2 separate regions of the Homo sapiens genome follow, and region 1 is linked to region 2. Evidence: read pairs that join two places in POLR2A ChIA-PET (ENCODE). Cell type or tissue: CD4-positive, alpha-beta T cell. All regions are shown on one strand. Each heading gives the region's core, and the rest is flanking DNA. Links, peaks and the distances in the headings are about the cores only. Region 1 overlaps PATJ (PATJ crumbs cell polarity complex component). Region 2 has its middle 67 kb from the start of TM2D1.

Region 1 (8,741 bases), core at 215-8,214, 120 kb before region 2:
AGGCATGCGAATCACTTGAACCTGGGAGGCGGAGGTTGCGGTGAGCAAAGATCACGCCACTGCACTCCAGCTTGGGCGACAGAGCAAGCCTCTACCTCATAAAAATAAAATAAATAAATAAATAAGTCAAGATTCCAGATGAGTTGAAAGAAAAGATACATAATGTTATATTTCTTAAGCTAGGTGGTATGTATTACACACTGGTAATTATTGTTTTGTTTTGTTGAGATAGAGACCCACTCTGTTGCCCAAGTTGGTCTTGCAAATAATTATTGTTTTAATTATCATTTAAAATGTGTACAGATATTATATACATTCTTTTATATGTATGTATATTTCATACACAGAAGGTAAATAATAATTTATCAAAATGAGTATCTGTTCAAAGTGTTCATCATTTCCCTTCTTTGATAAATTTTTGAAACAGCTAATTTTTACAAAATTTTTCCTAAATTTGTTTAGTCAGAAATTCTGAATTCACTTTATTATAGTGTATTAAAGATACCACAATGTTAACACAGCTGGCTTCATTTAAACTTATACATGCAGAGCACCTTACAGGTTCAAAATCACTTTCATGTACCATCTCACTTAGAGAAGGACAACTTTCAAATGAGAAAATTGAGATACAAACAGTTTGACTGACTTGACCAAGGTCACAAAGCTGATAAAAAGGTTGAACCAAAGCTGAATCCAAGTTGCTCACCGAAGACTATTCTCATTTCAGTTATTTGCCTTATACTTCAGTATCTCCAGAGTAACATTACTGTAGCAAGTCAATCTCCTACAAGCAAAGGCTGCTAGTAGATAGTAAATTTATTGCTTTCCTATTCTCCAAGAAACTGCCTATAACTCTCAAAAAGTTTGAATGAAATGAAGATGAAAAATAGATATCCTGCAACATGGAGAGAAAGCTTGAAAAGAGAGCAATGACTACTGGGTTAATCCAGTTCTGAGCTTCAAATTCCTAGTTCCAGGTGGCACCACCGCAAGCTAAAGACGACAATCTGAAGGAAGAAGTTTTTTAAAAAACCCTTAGACTGAAAAGTCTATTCTCCATCCTTCCTTTTCTCCAATTTTACAGGAACCTAAATGAAGGAATGCTTTAGATTGAAATAATACGTACAAAGCTCTGTGCTTTGTTGTAAATGCTGCAGAAGCCACTAGAAGGGACTGGAAGTGTAGAGAAGTGGTGCAGCGGAAATGCAATTTAATTCAGAAACATCTGGAAAGACTTAGAAAACAGAAACAGAGGCAAGGAGGACATTGTTATGAAAAAAAGAATGAAGAATTGCTGGATTTCTACTTTAATAGTGATAATCTGATATTCTGTTTTCATGCATGCAACAGACTTGAAACAACATAAGCAACTACTTAAGAGAAAGTCAGTGGTGCTGATGAAAAATAAGGGTAAAGTTGCCTCTGTAAATCAAACTATTCTTCAACAGAATTATGCACTGATCAAAAAATTAAAAAATATATATGTCTAATAAGTGTTTTCATACTTGGCTTGGCCAAAGAAGGGCATTTTATCATAAAGTATATTTTTAGTCACTTCCTAGGCATTATTTTTCTTCTATTTTATCTCAACTCTTAATTTAAAATGATGTCGATAATTTGCATCTGTCACTGAAAGTCAAACATTTTCTTGCTACAGAAAAGCAGGTGTTCTGAAGAATTCATAAGTACAAAAATAGTCATTAGTCAGATTGATAGAAAGACACCAAAATGACAGCTACCTTGTCTAAGTCCAGCAGCCCCAGTCTGCATTTTATTGATATTTTCTGATCAACATTTTCCGTCCATAACCTGTCTTCTGTGTGAGGAAACTAAAAGGCATAAAGTCCCTTTTGTTCTTTAACAGAAATCATCAATCAATGAAAACCAATAAATAGCTATGCCAAGATTCAAGTACGTAGCGTGCTAATCAAACATTCACATATAAAAGTTTTATTAATCCATAGATTCTTTCAAAAGAGAAAAAAATTATGCATATTGGCAAAGATAGTATGAAAGGCAGAAAAATTAAAACAGCTGAAGCAACAGGGTATCACACACTTACAGTGAATGTACACCTGTAATCCCAGCACTTTGGGAGGCCGAGGTGGGCAGATCACCTGAGGTCAGGAGTTTTTGTTTTTGTTTTTGTTTGAGAGGGAGTCTCACTCTATCACCAAACCAGCCTGGCCAACATGGTGAAACCCCATATCTACTAAAAACACAAAAATTAGCTGGGCATGGTGGTGAGCGCCTGTGATCCCAGCTACATGGGAGGCTGAGGCACAAGACTTGAACCTGGGAGGTGGAGGATGCAGTGAGCCAAAATCATACCACTGCACTCCAGCCTGAGCAACAGAGCAACACCCTGTCTCAGAAAAAAAAAAAAAAAAAAGTAGCAACTCTGGGCTAAAAAAAAACTCACATTACTTTGCATTTTAACTTCTCTGATATGCTGTTGTGGATGATAATTTAAAAAAAAAATTTTAAACCTATAGGAATTCAGACCTGAGCTACAAAAGAAGAAATCAAATTTGTTTCTTCAAAAACTAAAAAATGAATCCAGGTACCATGGCTCATGCCTGTAATCCCAGCACTTTGGGAGGACTGCTTGAAGTCAGGAGTTGGAGGCTGCAGTGAGCTAGGATCGCACCACTGCACTCTAGCCAAAGTGACAGAGCAAGACTCTGTCTCTATTTAAAAAAAAAAAAAAAAAAGAAAAGAAAAGAAAGGAAAAAAAAAGGCACCAAATACTTCCACAACTCAGACAATGAAATCATAACTATGTTTGATTCCAGGCCAGTTTTATTATTGGTCTTCAATCAAAAGGCAACATGCCATTGATAGAAAAGGGTAACTTTACAAAATAAAATACACTGTTTCCCTAAAGGAATTAAAGAAACTATCCTATCCTACTCAAATTCCCAGAGCACTCATTAACTGATTTTTATAGATAAAGAAAATATCTGTTTATATAATCACTCAAAGCAAAATTGCTTGGGACTAACCAACCATTTAGTGACCTCAAGCTGGGCCTTCCTTACTCTACACTGAAAGTCTCTCAAAGTTCACATCCACCCTCAAACCCTTGCTTGGTTCCATTCCTTCCTAGTATTAGGTTACTGGGTAGTCAGTAGACTCATATTATAACTGTTTCATACCAAAATGTCAATCATTTATGACAACCTTTAAATAGGCTGTGTTCTGAAGACAACGAGGTATTCCGGTATACCTGACCGCCCTAGAACTTCGCCAGACCACATGAAAGAGGTTTCTGCACTTCAAGGGTTTTACACTGCCTGTTATCAATGTCACACAAAACAAAACAAAAAGTACCTCCCAAAAAAATGTTTAACTCTTGCCACAACTGATAGAATGTTCTCAAGGTGAGTGTTTCAAGCACTGTGAATTTTGGAGAGGCTCTGAGGCTTACAGGGAGATAGGCCTTTTAGCTACCCTTTTAATATCATAGAATTTCTCTATCCATGGAATTGGCCTGATTATATTAACTGATTGGACATTGTAACTAGATCTCAACAAATGTTTCTTAAAAGATTCCTATAAATCAATTTTTTAAAATAAATAAATGCTATTTTCTACTTCATTTCTTTTACATCATTAGCAGCAGGACACAACAGAAAGACAGGTAAGGGCTTTGGAGTCAGATGCACCCAAGTTCAAATCTTAGCTCTACTTTGGACAAAGTGTATGGCCAAAGGTCAGTTGTTCATCCTCCCTAAGTCTCAGATCCTTCTTAAGCAAAATGAGAATACATTTCTCTCCCAGTGGGTTATAAGCATTTTGGGAACTAAGAGGCATTGTGCTAAGCATGTTACATTGATTAACATTGAATTTTCACACAGCCTCTTATTTAAGGCAAGCAAAATTATCTCCTGCCAAAAAATAAAAAAAAGCATTAATGGCAGGCCTAAGACTACTTTCCTTGGAAAGGCCTTCTCACAAGGTTAGCCCTTGGCTAACACCTGGGAGCTTAGATTCTGTGAGGGTTCTCACCATTCCCTGGTAAAAATGGCTCTAGGTGCCTAAAGTGTAGTCTCTCCTGAACACCTGCATTCTTCTGCAAGTCTAGGACTTCGGTATATGCTACACAGTGTGTGCCTATGTGACCAGCATCCAGTAACAACCCTGTGCAGAGTCTCTGATGGGCTTCCATGGCAGACATTTCAGATGTGTGGTCATAATTCACCACTGGAAGACTTAAGTGTGTCTGTCCTATATGACTCCATGGGGAGCGGACTCGTGGAAGCTTGTGCCTGGTTTCCTCCAGTCTCCACCTCATGCACCTTTTCCATGTTGATTTTGCTTTGTATTCTTTCACTGTAATAAATATAGCTGTGGGTGTAACTGTATGCTGAGTCCTATGAAACCTCCTAGCAAGTCATCAAATCTAGTGGTCTTGGGGACTATTTTAGAAACATAGAATTAAGCCAAGAAGTCAATTGCCCAGGGTGAGAGGTGGATCCAGAATTCAAGCCTTCATCTGTCTGATTCTAAAGCTCACACACTATAATCCTATGCTCTTTCCTTTCAGAGGCTAATTTGGATGTAGGTGTGCTGAGAATTTCTCCAAAGGTAGATAATAGGGAGGGTGTATACCACATCTTGTGCCATAGCCTAGGGCCTGAGGGTGCTGCAGCTTAAGTCATTTCATGAGTTATAGAAAGCATAACATTGACTGGTAATAAGCAACAAATGGGGCCAGGCTGAGGAAGGAGATAAGTTGGTTATAGCAAGAAGGCTGAAGAGATTTTATCTGCCATCAGCTGACATGAGAGGAAAGGAGAAGTGAATAGTGCTCTGTCCCCTATGGCTAGGCCTTACCATATGCCCTAGAAGAGATAATAGCTCTCTTGTTCCTAGAGCTGGCTACTCCCTGTTGATGGATGTGAACAATTGTGCACAGGTGTATATCAGGAAAAGGAAAACACTAGGATTAACTTTGGATAAATTCAAACAACAAAGCTCAGACTTCAGAATCAAACAGGTACGGGCTCAATCCTGACTTTGTGGCTCACCTAGCTGCTGTAACCTAGGGCAATTTCTTAATGGTTTCCATATCTATAATTTGGGAATAAAACTTCTAAGAGTATTTTGAAGGTTACATGAGAATAATGTACATTAAGCAGATAACAATGTCTGGCGTAAGTACTTCCTTCTCTTTGAGCACTTATGACCCTATGACAAGCATACCCTCTACCTCCTCTTTGATGATCTGAAATAGTGACGATCCCTTCCAGTAAAGGGCGAAAATCAGACTTGGGCTTTTTCCAACAATGCCTCAATGGGATTAATCTGGGAAACTCTGCACATCTTATTCTTGTGAAAATTCATAAAGCATGTTAGTATTTTAAAAGCTCAGAAAATTCTTACAGTAAAGAAACCTATTGGATTTTGTTTAAATTTACTTGACCCTTTGTTGTTCACAATAACCACTCCACTTTGCATTTTGGAAAAAAAAAAATGCCACTCCAACAAACAAACCTATTAAAATTGCTAAGGCAGAGGCAGGAGGAGGGAGGGAATACAAAGAAAGGCATCCCAAAATTTTCTGCAATATTTTATTATTTCCAGGTTATAAAAATTTTTTTTAAGAATCCTTAAAGAATATTGTGTTGTGCCACAGATGTGTGTGGTTTTTGTTTGTTTGTTTGTTTTGAGAAAGAGTCTTGCTCTGTCGCCCAGGCTGCAGTGCTGTGGCGTGATCTTGGCTCACTGCAACCTCTGCCTCCCAGGTTCAAGCAATTCTCATGCCTCAGCCTCCTGAGTAGCTGGGATTATGGGCATGCACCTCCACACCTGGCTAATTTTTTGTATTTTTAGTAGCGACGGGGTTTCACCATGTTGGCCAGGCTGGTCTCGAACTCCTGACCTCAAGTGATCCACCCAGCTCGGCCTCCCAAAGTGTTGGGATTACAGGCATGAGCCACTGCACCCAGCCACAGATGTGTTTTAAAGGTCTATAAAATGAACATTCTCAAACATTCTGGTCTCAGAACTTGCTACAGTTTGGATGTTTGTCCCCCCCAAACCTCATGTTGAAATCTCATCCCCATTGTTTGAGGTGGGGCCCAGTGGGAGGTGTTTGGGTCATGGGGGTGAATCCCTCATGAATGGCTTGGTGCAGTGAGTTCTTGCTCTGAGTTCTCTGCAGTGCGTTTACTTAGTGCAGTGAGTTCTCACTCTGATTGTTAAAAAGAGAGTTGCCCCCCACCCACCACTTCCTCGCTGCCCACGTGATCTCTGCACACACTGGCTCTCCTTCACCTTCCACCATGGAAGCAGCCTGAGGTTTTCCCCAGATGCCCAATTTTCCAGCCAGCAGAGCTGTAAGCTAAATAAACCTATTTTAAATTACCCATCCTCAGATATTTCCTTATAGCAACACTAAATGGATAAAGACAGAACTCCTTTACATTCTTAAAAATTATTAAGGATGGAGGGATAGGAATTACAAAGTAGTACGGGAATCTGCTGGGGGTAATGAATACGCTCATTATCTTGATTGTGGTAATGATGGTATAACAGTTAAATTACATGTGTCATCTGGGCTGTGGTGCTGACTGTTTTGGTCAAACACTAATCTAGATGTTGCTGCAAAGGTATTTTGTAAATGTGATTAGCATATACAAACAGTTGACTTTAAGTAAAGGAAAATTACCCTCAATGATGTAGGTGAGCCTCATCCAATCAGTTGAAGAATTCACAAGCAAAAACTGAGCTTTCCTAGAGAAGAAATTCTGCCTCAAGAATGTAACAGAGCTTCCTCAGACATTCTGCCGGCCTGCCCTATAGATCTCAAACACAAGACTACAACATCAACACTTGTCTGGGTTTCCAGCCTCCTGGCCTTCCCTACGTATTTTGGACTTGCCAGCCCCCACCATGGCATGAGCCAATTTTTTAAAATAATATCTTTTTTAAAGTAATCACACGCATGTCCTATTGGTTCTGTTTCTCTGGAGAAATCTGGTAAAGATGAATCCACAAATGTATACATATGCAAAAATTGGTACTGAGGAATTTTTAAAATATTTAATATTTAGTATGTTAATTTTTATCATTTATGTATATTATGTCATTATATTTTTAAAAGAGCTATATTTTCCAAAACAAAAAATATTCGCCAGGCTTGATGGCTCACACCTGTAATCCTAGCACTTTGGGAGGCCGAGGCAGATGGATCATAAGGTCAGGAGTTCCAGACCAGCCTGGCCAACATAGTGAAACCCCATCTCTATTAAAAATGTAAAAATTAGCCAGGCATGGTGGCACATGCCTGTAGTCCCAGCTACTTGGGAGCCTGAGGTAGGAGAATCGCTTGAACCTGGGAGGCAGAGGTTGTGGTGAGCCAAGACTGCACCACTGCACTCCAGCCTGGGCAACAGAGCAAGACTCCATCTCTCTCTCTATATATATATATATTAGTAAGAGTGGGACTGTTTAATATTTTTACAAATCTCTTTAATATCTGGCTTAAAACAGCTGGACTCATCTGCTTCTGCATTCAGTATGTTACAATATACTGTTTTGGATGATGTATATGAAGAATATCTGGCCTCAATCAGATATATAGTTGGAAAGGGGAGGGGTATTATAATAGTCCTTTCAGCCTATTCTTTGATAACACACCAAAACTTGGCAAGTGGTGGTTTCTTATACAGTTACAATGTAGAATCTGGAACCATATCAACAAACTTTCAGACACTATTTTATTAAAATCCACTGATCTATCTTGATTTTTGAAAGGATCTTTTAGCTACATATTATTTTGTCATATCACATATTGGTCTTCAGAAAATATTGAGGCTGGGTATGGTGGCTCACACCTATAATCCCAGCACTTTGGAAGGCCTAAGCAGGAAGATCGCTTCAGGCCAGGAGTTTGAGACCAGCCTGGGAAACAAAGCGAGACTGTCTCTACAAAAAATAAAAATAAGGCCAGGCGGGTGCAATGGCTCACACCTGTAATTCCAGCACTTTGGGAGGCCAAGGCGGGAGGATCACTTGAGCTCAGGAATTTGAAATCAGCCTGGGCAACATGGTGAAACCCCACCTCTACAAAAAATAGAAAAACTAGCTAGGCATGGTGGCCTGGGTCTGTAGTCTCAGCTCCCCCAGAAGCTGAGGTGGGGGGATCACTTGAGCCCCAGAGGCAGAGGCTGCAGTCAGCCAAGATAGCACCACTGCACTCCAGCCTGGGTGACAGAGTGAGACCCTGTCTCAAAAAAATAAAAATAAAAATAAATTAGCCTAGCATGGTGGTACATGCCTGTAGTACCAACTACTCGGGAGACTGAGGTAGGAGGACTGCTTGAGCCTGGGAGGTCGAGGCTGCAGTGAGATAGGATCACGCCACTGCACTCTAGCCTAGGCAAAAGAGCAAGACTATGCTAAAAAAAAAAAAAAAAAAAAAAAAGAAAGAAAGAAAGAAAAAAGGAAGAAAATAGAATATCCATTCACAGTTATGCAGACCTTCCAAATACCGACATATTTCATCATATAATATCAAGACAATCATATTGGTTAATATCAATCAACAATCTAATCAGAAATGCCTTTCTTTTCTTTTGTTTTTATTTTTTTTCTTGAGACAGGGTCTTACTCTGTCGCCCAGGCTGGATGGAGTTCAGTGCCACAATCTCGGCTCAAAGCAGCCTCTACCTCCTCCCACCTCAGCCTCCCAAGTAGCACCATGCCCAGCTAACTTTTGTGTCTTTTGTAGA
Region 2 (8,741 bases), core at 189-8,188:
TGAGGCTGCGGTGAGCCATGATTGTGCTATTGCACTCTAGCCTAGGTAACAGAGCAAGACTCTGTCTCAAAATAAATAAATAAATAAATAAAATAAAATAAAATAAAATAAAATAAAATAAAATAAAATAAAGGGCCAGGCATGGTGGCTCACGCCTGTAATCCCAACACTTTGGGAGGCTGAGGTGGGTGGATCACCTGAGGTTGGGAGTTCGAGACCAGTCTAACCAACATAGAGAAACCCCGTTGCTACTAAAAATACAAAATTAGTGGGGCGTGGTGGCGCATGCCTGTAATCCCAGCTACTCGGGAGGCTGAGGCAGGAGAATTGCTTCAACCCGGGAGGCAGAGGTTGCAGTGAGCCGAGATCGTGCCATTGCACTCCAGCCTGGGCAACAAGAGTGAAGCTCCGTCTCAAAAAAAACAAAACAAAACAACCCCAAACCCCCCAAAAAACAAATTTTTGTTGAAACAAACATTATTTCAGTATTCTGTGAAAATGTTGATGCATAACTCATATTAGTCCATCTTGGATAATACGTGAGTTCTGTGCTAGCAAATTGTAACACAACTCAGCATTGTGCCTCATGTTATGCATATGAGATCTCACTGAAACCTCGCAAAAGCCCTAGAAGGTAGATTATATTATTGACCCCATTTTGTGGGAAAAGGAAAGCCAGACTTAATGAGATTAAGTAACTTTCCCAGGATTATATAGTTAGAGGCTGAACTAGGAATCATCTCTTCTTCACCGTTCCGCAGCCAATAAATGAGCAGTCAACTACTCTGTAATTTGGCAGCTAGTGACTTAGATACTCCTCCAGGTGATTCAGGAAGAATAATATATACGCAGGAAAGGTGTCTAAAAAATATGACTCTTAGTGTTAATAGACACAAGTTGAGAATAAAGCACCTGTAGAGGAAATCTGCAAAGAGCAGTGGGAAACTGAAGTCTTTCGGCTGCATTCCAATAGCGCAAATTGGCATTTGAGCATTTCCTCCATATTCCAAGATGCAGGCACCTGCATGTCAAAATCTTCCTTGGGATATTTGGATAGTTTTGAGCATTGTATGGTGGGTACTTTTTTCTTCAAAACTAGCCCCTAAGCTTATTGCTGGATAATGTGTATGTGCTGCCATTTCTGCTAAATAAGCAACATAATGAGGATCCCACTGAAGGACACGTGTGCATGTGTGTATGAGAAAGAGCACTGAATCTTTACAGAGTGAGAACCGAAACAAAACCAAGGACAATATCTAATCTTTGAAGAGTTTGCCGCAGGGTCAGTACCATTTCTTCCATTTCATTTCTATTTTACCACTTTCTGTGGCCCAGATCTTTTCTGAAGTGTTTCTATCAGCTTGGTGGACTCTTTATATTCCTTGATACAATGCACATTATCCTCACTCTGCTGCATCTCGTAATAGGTTTCTACATTAATTTGTAGGTTATCAAGCAGTGTTGCATTTAACCCTCATAACAGCTTAATGTGGTAGACAAAACCAAGGCCTAGAGAGACGAAAAGACTTGCTGATATAATTTGGCTATGTCCCCACCCAAATCTCATCTTGAATTGCAGCTCCCATAATCCCCATGTGTCGTTGGAGGGACCCTGTGGGAGGTGGGATTTCCCATGCTGTTCTTGTGATAGTGAATAAGTCTCATGAGATCTGATGGTTTTATAGAGGGCAGTTCCCCCTGCACACCCTCTCTTGCCTGCCTCCATGTAAGACATGGCTTTCTTCCTCCTTTGCCTTCCACCATGATTTTGAGGCCTCCCCAGCCATGTGGAACTGTGAGTCAATTAAACCTCTTTTTTTTTTTTTTTTTGAGACGGAGTCTCACTGTATCACCCAGGCTGGAGTGCAGTGGTGCGATCTCGGCTCACTGCAAACTCTGCCTCCCGGGTTCACGCCATTCTCCTGCCTCAGCCTCCCAAGTAGCTGGGACTACAGGCGCCCGCCACTACGCCCGGCTAATTTTTTTGTATTTTTTTAGTAGAAATGGGGTTTCACCATGTTAGCCAGGATGGTCTCAATCTCCTGACTTCGTGATCCGCCTGCCTTGGCCTCCCAAAGTGCTGGGGTTACAGGCGTGAGCCACCGCACCCGGCCTAAACCTCTTTCTTTTATAAATAATCCAGTCTTGGGTATGTCTTTATTAGCAGCGTGAGAACAGACTAATACACTTGCTCAGCTAGTTCTTGGTAGAACCAAATAGCTGCTGCTTTTTCTGGTCTGCCTTATCAGTAATGTCAGTCCTGGGAAGGAGAGCACCATGGTTAGGAGTCAGAGTTTTTACTTTTTAATCACACTTCCGTATGATGACATCCTGTTTTCTTTTGGACTCATTTTAATTAGTTCTGGGATGGGGACTGCATGCAGTGGTTGTGGTGTGGGGGAGAGGTTATACAGGAATCCAGGGCACAAGGTCTATGCCCAGTGGTTTGCCTTCTTCACAGCACAGACCATCCAAACCAAATGTGACAAATGGGCAGAATCTCATAAGTATTCCAGCTCTTCACTGCCCTAGTTTGATTACATTGTCCTGGATGGCATTTGGAACTCAGTTCAGGGTGCGTATAGTTGAATTATGCAATTTGCTGATATGCAATTAACTGGAGTAGCAACACATTCAATCTAATGGGGGCCAGACAGAGACTGCATAATTCTTAGGAGCACAAGCTGATTATGCAGTTAAGTGATATGCACTTAAGAGAAGTGCGCCACATCTATCTGATCCCATTTCTTCCAATAGATTCCTCACAGCACTTTACCCTAGCCTTTCTGCTTTTATGGTCAAACATACTGTAACCTGTATCTACTTGAAATGAGAACCTTACAGTTCGTATGTAGATTTGGGATTCATTTCTTTAAAAAAAAATCAATCTTTTAAAATCTTAACTCTTGGATACACAAATGGGTAGGCAAATGAGAAAAGAAAGGGGCAAACCTGAGGTTCAGCATGTCTTGGTCTCAGGGATAGGAAACAACACCGGAATTGTGCAATTTAGGATGCTTCATTTTTAGTTTCTTTTCTCTCTCTTTTTTTTTTGTTTGGTTAGGAGGTTGTTTCAAATGCAAACGTGAGGTGCATGAAAATATTTCTTTTTAAAAGCAAAGGACTTTGCACTCAGTATTTTTTAACTTGAAAATGGATATGGTAGAAAGGCAGTCCTTTTATGACAAACTTCAATTAAATGACAGTTCATTTGGGAGAGCCAGTTTTAAGTTATTCTCATAATGATGGATTGTTAATTTAATTTGGCAGGTTTTACTGTTTCACTGTATGCTTGCTGCATGCCCTGGATTGACCTAAATCCTTTGGGAGACCCCAAGAAATATAAAATATGGCTGCTTATCTTCAGCCTTCTTGGGAGGTCATGACCCATGCTTACAAAGCAATTGAAGAACAATGAAACATAGCATATTATTAGGTGTCAAAAATGGTTGTTAACGAGACTAACAGGTAAAAGAAATCAGAGAAAACTGGGCTAGAGTTTTTCATCACTAGAGGGAGACAGGGAGAAGCAAGAGTTAGTGCTTCACTTAGATCGATCAAAACAACTCTGTAAGGGTATTACTATCCCCCATTTACAGATGAAAAAACTAAGGCCCAAGGATGTTAGGGAACTTGTACATGATCCACAGGTAGCAGGAAATGGAGTCAGAATTTAGAATTAGGTTTATCTGTCTCCACAATTCCTTTTTGGAAGTTTTAAGCAAGAGGCCATGGCAGATAGGCTGTGGAGGATTCAGACATCTGCCAGGAGAATTAACTGTGTGACCATCATGGTCCCACCCAGCCTTGGGGTCCTGTGGTCTGGAAAGATTTCAAGAAGCAGGTGGGAGTTGTGGTCTCAGTTTTGGGGGAACTGTTTCTTATCTAGGAGAAGAGATGCCAGCCTTGTAGATGCAGATTTTCCTGGGTTGAATAGATTTTTACAAGTTCAGCGAAATCAAATGTGGTGATTGAGAAAAGAACAGAGTAACCCAGCATTTGTGACTGGTTTGGTGGGTCAACAAGAGAGAATGACAAAGATTATTGTCATCAAATAGCCTTTCCTGAGAGGGCCACATAGTCATCAAATTCCCTTTCCCTAAAGGAAAATCTGCTCATGGCCCACCAAGAATGGGGAGCCAGATACGACTGGGGCCAGCTGGGACTGAATTGGTCCCTGCCTTTTAGATTTGCATCAAAATTACTTGATACCCCTGCTCAGGATTTCACAAAACTGCAATCAGGTAGCCAGGGCTGTATTCTCATCTGGAAGCTTGACTGGGAAAGACGACTTTTAAGATTATTCAGATTGTTGACAAAATTCAGTTCCTTGCAGCTATAAGACTCATGGTGGCCTACTTCTTCAGTGTCAGTATACTTTTGGAGAGCATTTTATAATTTGCAAATGCTTTTTCATTCTAAAATTAAGCACAAATATGCTCCTTCCATTGTCATCTAAGGAGTCCACCATTCAAACAGCTGCCCAAACTGAAATTCTGAAAGTTACCCTTGATTCCTCTCAATTCCTCAATTCATTAGCAAGTCGTATGGGCTACACCTCCAGAATAAATCCTGACTCCAATAACTAGTTTCCACTTCATAGTCACTACCATTAACCAAGCCACCACCATCTTATCTAGCCTAATGCAACTACTTTCTTGCTTTGTTGTCGTTGTTTGTTCTTGTTTTTTTTTTTTTAGAGACAACGTCTTTCTCTGTCACCCAGGTTAGAGTGCAGTGGCACAATCACAGCTCACTGCAGCCCCAACCTCCCAGGCTCAAGCAAACTTCCCACCTTTGCCTCCCTTTGCAGCTAGGACTACAGATGCACACCACCACGCCTGACTACTTTTTTTAGTTTCTGAAGAGATAGGGTCTCACTACGTTGCCCAGACTGACCTTGAACTCCCGGGCTCAAGTAATCCAACAACCTCAGCCTCCCAAAATGCTGAGATTACAGGTATAAGCCGCTGCGCCCAGCCTGCAACCACCTCCTTACTGCTCTCCCCACTTTCCCTCTAGTCCCACCAAATCCATTCTCTACAGAGCAGCCAGGGAAGTGTATAAAATATGAAAATAAGATCATCACTTTGGCCAGGTGCAGTGGCCCATGCCTGTAATCCCAGCATTTTGGGAGGCTGAGGCAGGCGGATCACCTGAGGTCAGGAATTCGAGGCCAGCCTGGCCAACATGGTGAAACCCCGTCTCTACTAAAAAAAATACAAAAAATACATAAAATTAGCTGGGCATGATGGCAGGTGCCTCTAATCCCAGCTACTCAGGAGGCTGAGGCAGGAGAATAGCTTGAACCCGGGAGGCAGAGGTTGCAGTGAGCCAAGATCATGCCTCTGCACTCCAGCCTGTGCAACAGAGTGAAACGCTGTCAAAAAAAAAAAAAAAAAATCATCACTTTCTTATTCAAAACCTTCCTCACAGCTTCTCATTGGGATTACAAAAAAAATCTAATTCCAGTTCCTTCATGATCTGGTCCCTGCTTGCCTCTGTGATTTTATCTCCTACTCTCCCCCTTGGTCATCATGTTTTGGCCATGCTGGGTGCCTTCTTTTCCACAAATATAAGATGACCTGTCTGACTCACAATTTTTGCACTTACTTTTCTGTCCAACTGGAATTCACTGTCCCTAGACCTGCACATGGCTGGCTACTTTTCATGGTTCAGTTATCAGTTTGAAGTCATCACTTTACAGAGAACATCTCTGGCTGCTTTTAGGCAAAGTAACAACCACCTCTGAACTTAAAATCGCCCTTCGTCCCATCACTCAGTTTCCTTTTTCTCATAGCACGTGTTACTGTCCAAAAATAACTTCTTCCTTCTTTCCCTTTCTCCTTTCCTCCTTCTCTTTCTGCCCCCATTCTTTCTCCCCCCATTTACTTATATATCTATTTTCTTTTTCTTTTCTTTTTTTTTGAGACGAAGTCTCCCTCTTGTTGCCCAGGCTGGAGTGCAATGGCATGATCTCAGCTCACTGCAACCTCCACCTCCTGGGTCCAAGTGATTCTTCTGCCTCAGCCTCCCGAGTAGCTAGGATTACAGGTGCCTGCCACCATGCCTGGCTAATTTTTTTTTGTTTGTTTGTTTTTTGTATTTTTAGTAGAGACAGGGTATCTCCATGTTGGCCAGGCTGGTCTCGAACTCCTGATCTCAGGCGATCCACCCGCCTTGGCCTCCCAAAGTGCTGGGATTACAGGCGTGAGCCAATGTGCCTGGCTCTTTTTTTTTTTTTGAGGCAGCGTTTTGCTCTTGTTGTCCAGGCTGGAGTGCAATGGCATGATCTCAGCTCACTGCAACCTCCGCCTCCCAGGTTCAAGCCATTCTCCTGCCTCAGCCTCCCGAGTAGCTGGGATTACAGGCATGCACCACCACGCCCGGCTAATTTTTTGTATTTTTGTATTTTGTATTTTTAGTAGAGACGGGGTTTCACCATGTTGGTGAAGCTGGTCTCGAACTCCTGACCTCAGGTGATCCACCCACCTCGGCCTCCCAAAGTGCTGGGATTACAGGCATGAGCCACCATGCCCGGTGGCTATTTTTTACATGAATATTGCCTTGTCTTCTTTCTAGAAAATATGCTCCATGAGGAACTTTCAGCACTGTGCCTGGCACATAATAGATATTCAGTAAGAACTTATGGGATAAATAAATGAACCTTGTAAGGAGGACATTAAAGGGGTTATTAATTTCCATTTTAATTAGAAATATTAGGTCACTTTCCCAAAGTCAGAATATTGTATGGTGTTTCCCCATGAGTCCTCCAAAGACTGGGACCATGTTTTCTACATTTTTGTTGCCCCAGCAGTCACTGGTATGTAGTGCCAAGGAAGAGGATAAAGCAGTAGTTAGTGAATTGGAATCCTGACTGCTCTACTGTGTGTTACCTTGGGCAGGTTATTAAACTTCTCTGTGGCACGATTTCTTCATATGTAAAATGGGGATAAAAATAGTACTTGCCTTATAGGGTTATGAAAATCAATTCAATTCATATAGGTAAAGCTCGTAGCTCAGTGGTTGACACATATGAAGGGCAATAGATGTTCTTCTTCACTCACTTTTGCCTCCCTTTTCTTTTTCTAGGCATTTAATTAATATTTGCATTAAATTGTTGACCTTTCTATAGTTTTCAAACTGTTTTAATGAGTCATCGTATTTCTTTTCAGTTTCTCTAATCCCAAGCAGGGCTTCTTTCTTGACTTCAATCACTCACTCCTTGAAAGGTAGCAATGTTGCCTTAACTGAAAAGGTTAAGTAACCCTCTCCCTTTTTTTTTTTTTTTTTTAATTTTATTTGTATCTGCCTTGGCCATGTACATAGACACCCAACGGCCCCTTCTCCCAGCCTGGGGAAGGGGTGGTGGATTCTGGAGGAAGTAGACATCAGAGTGAGGACACAAAGTTCAACAGAAGCTGCTGCTCCCCTCAGCAAGGGGCATCTGTGTGAGCGGGGACTTGTACCCTCTGCTCTTCCTCCCTACCAGGCCATCTGCGAATCTGCATGCGTTCTCCTATTTGACTCAGGTCACTCTTCCCTCTCCCCATGGACTAGCTATGAGCAGGAGACACAACCTCTTCTCTTGTGTGTTTCAGCTTCTTTTCCTGCTCTTCCCATCCCTTAAATTCTATTCCTGGGGATAGAGACATGAATACCCATAACCTCTCTCCTAAGCCTCCTCATAATCCAGGGTGCCACATCCAGACTCTCGACAACTGGTAAGGCCAGCGACCTGGAAGCTCATCACAGCAGGCTATGTGTGAAGGTAGGACAGTAGACATGAGTGTTTATCTGTGTAAGGCAGGACTGCCACCATGGCAGGGTGTGGGGAGCCACGGGGCTCTGGGGGTGTGTCTGAAAGTGGGGGCAGAAAGGTTCAGGAAGCCAAAGACATGGGCTTATTTATAGTAGAAGTCCACGTGGGCTCCAGGCTTGAACACCCCCTTTTGCAGCGAGCTCAGCCGTTTCTGGGCTGACACCCTGCAATCCACCAGCTCTCCCTTTGCCTTCAGCTCCTGCAGCCTTTTCGCATGTCTGGGTCCATGGAGGTCTACCGGGCTAACCTCCGGGACACGTCTGTGTCCACAGGACCTGGGGCCTAATTCGGCACCCTCACATTAGGTTCCTCCGACGCCAGGACCTCAACAGAATGTTACCAGCAGCCTTTCCCGCACAGCACAGCGCTCAGCCTTTGAAGGGCTGCAGGGCACAGAGGGTTGAGATGTTAACCACAGTTCTGTTGAGGCCAGGACTGGTTGGTAAGGCCTTCGAGACGCTGCAAGTCCGGCAGAGAGAGCATGGAGGTCAAGTTCAGCGCCCAGTCTTTGTTCACTTGAGTGGAGTCACCCAGGTCCACGAAGCCTTTGGACACATCCCCAGGAGAGCCCGCGTTGTTGATGAAGAGCAGTTGCTGCAGCTCCTCGGTCCTGGGGAGCTGACGCAAGGCCCCAAGCAGCGGGCTGCAAGCCAGCCTCGGCGCCCAGGTCTGCGGGCACCCGCACGACGCGCAAGTCAGACCGCCCGGCGCCCAGCTCGGCCTCCAGCTGCCGCAGCGCATCGTCGTTGCGGGCGTTGAGGACCAGCATGCAGCTCGGCGACAGCAGCGAGGCCAGGAGGCCCAGGTCAGCACAAATACAGCACGCTCCAGGCCGCCCTCCATGCCGCAGTCCTAATCATGAACTAAGTCCCTGATAAAGGGGGAGGGGGAAAGGAGCCGCCAAGGCTGGATAAGGTTT

Evidence for each region. Peaks named below come from ENCODE experiments on the same cell type or tissue, not always from the same donor. Only the 100,000 strongest peaks of a DNase experiment are listed, where the experiment ranks them.
Region 1: POLR2A ChIA-PET joins it to region 2 with 9 read pairs; 3 of 35 experiments call an interaction of 5 or more read pairs at or near these places.

What each region holds. Positions count from the first base shown.
Region 1 is chr1:61,777,397-61,786,137 of GRCh38, reverse strand. The region is part of intron 7 of PATJ (PATJ crumbs cell polarity complex component); the gene reads right to left. Among named protein-coding and RNA genes, the nearest start is that of PATJ-DT, 39 kb to the right of the region's middle. In CD4-positive, alpha-beta T cell, for the core only: no CTCF peak of the experiment used is centred there; a DNase peak (open chromatin) is centred at 3,257; H3K4me3 peaks cover 612 bases; H3K27ac peaks cover 304 bases.
Region 2 is chr1:61,654,073-61,662,813 of GRCh38, reverse strand. It overlaps the pseudogene MGC34796. Among named protein-coding and RNA genes, the nearest start is that of TM2D1, 67 kb to the left of the region's middle. In CD4-positive, alpha-beta T cell, for the core only: no CTCF peak of the experiment used is centred there; no DNase peak of the experiment used is centred there.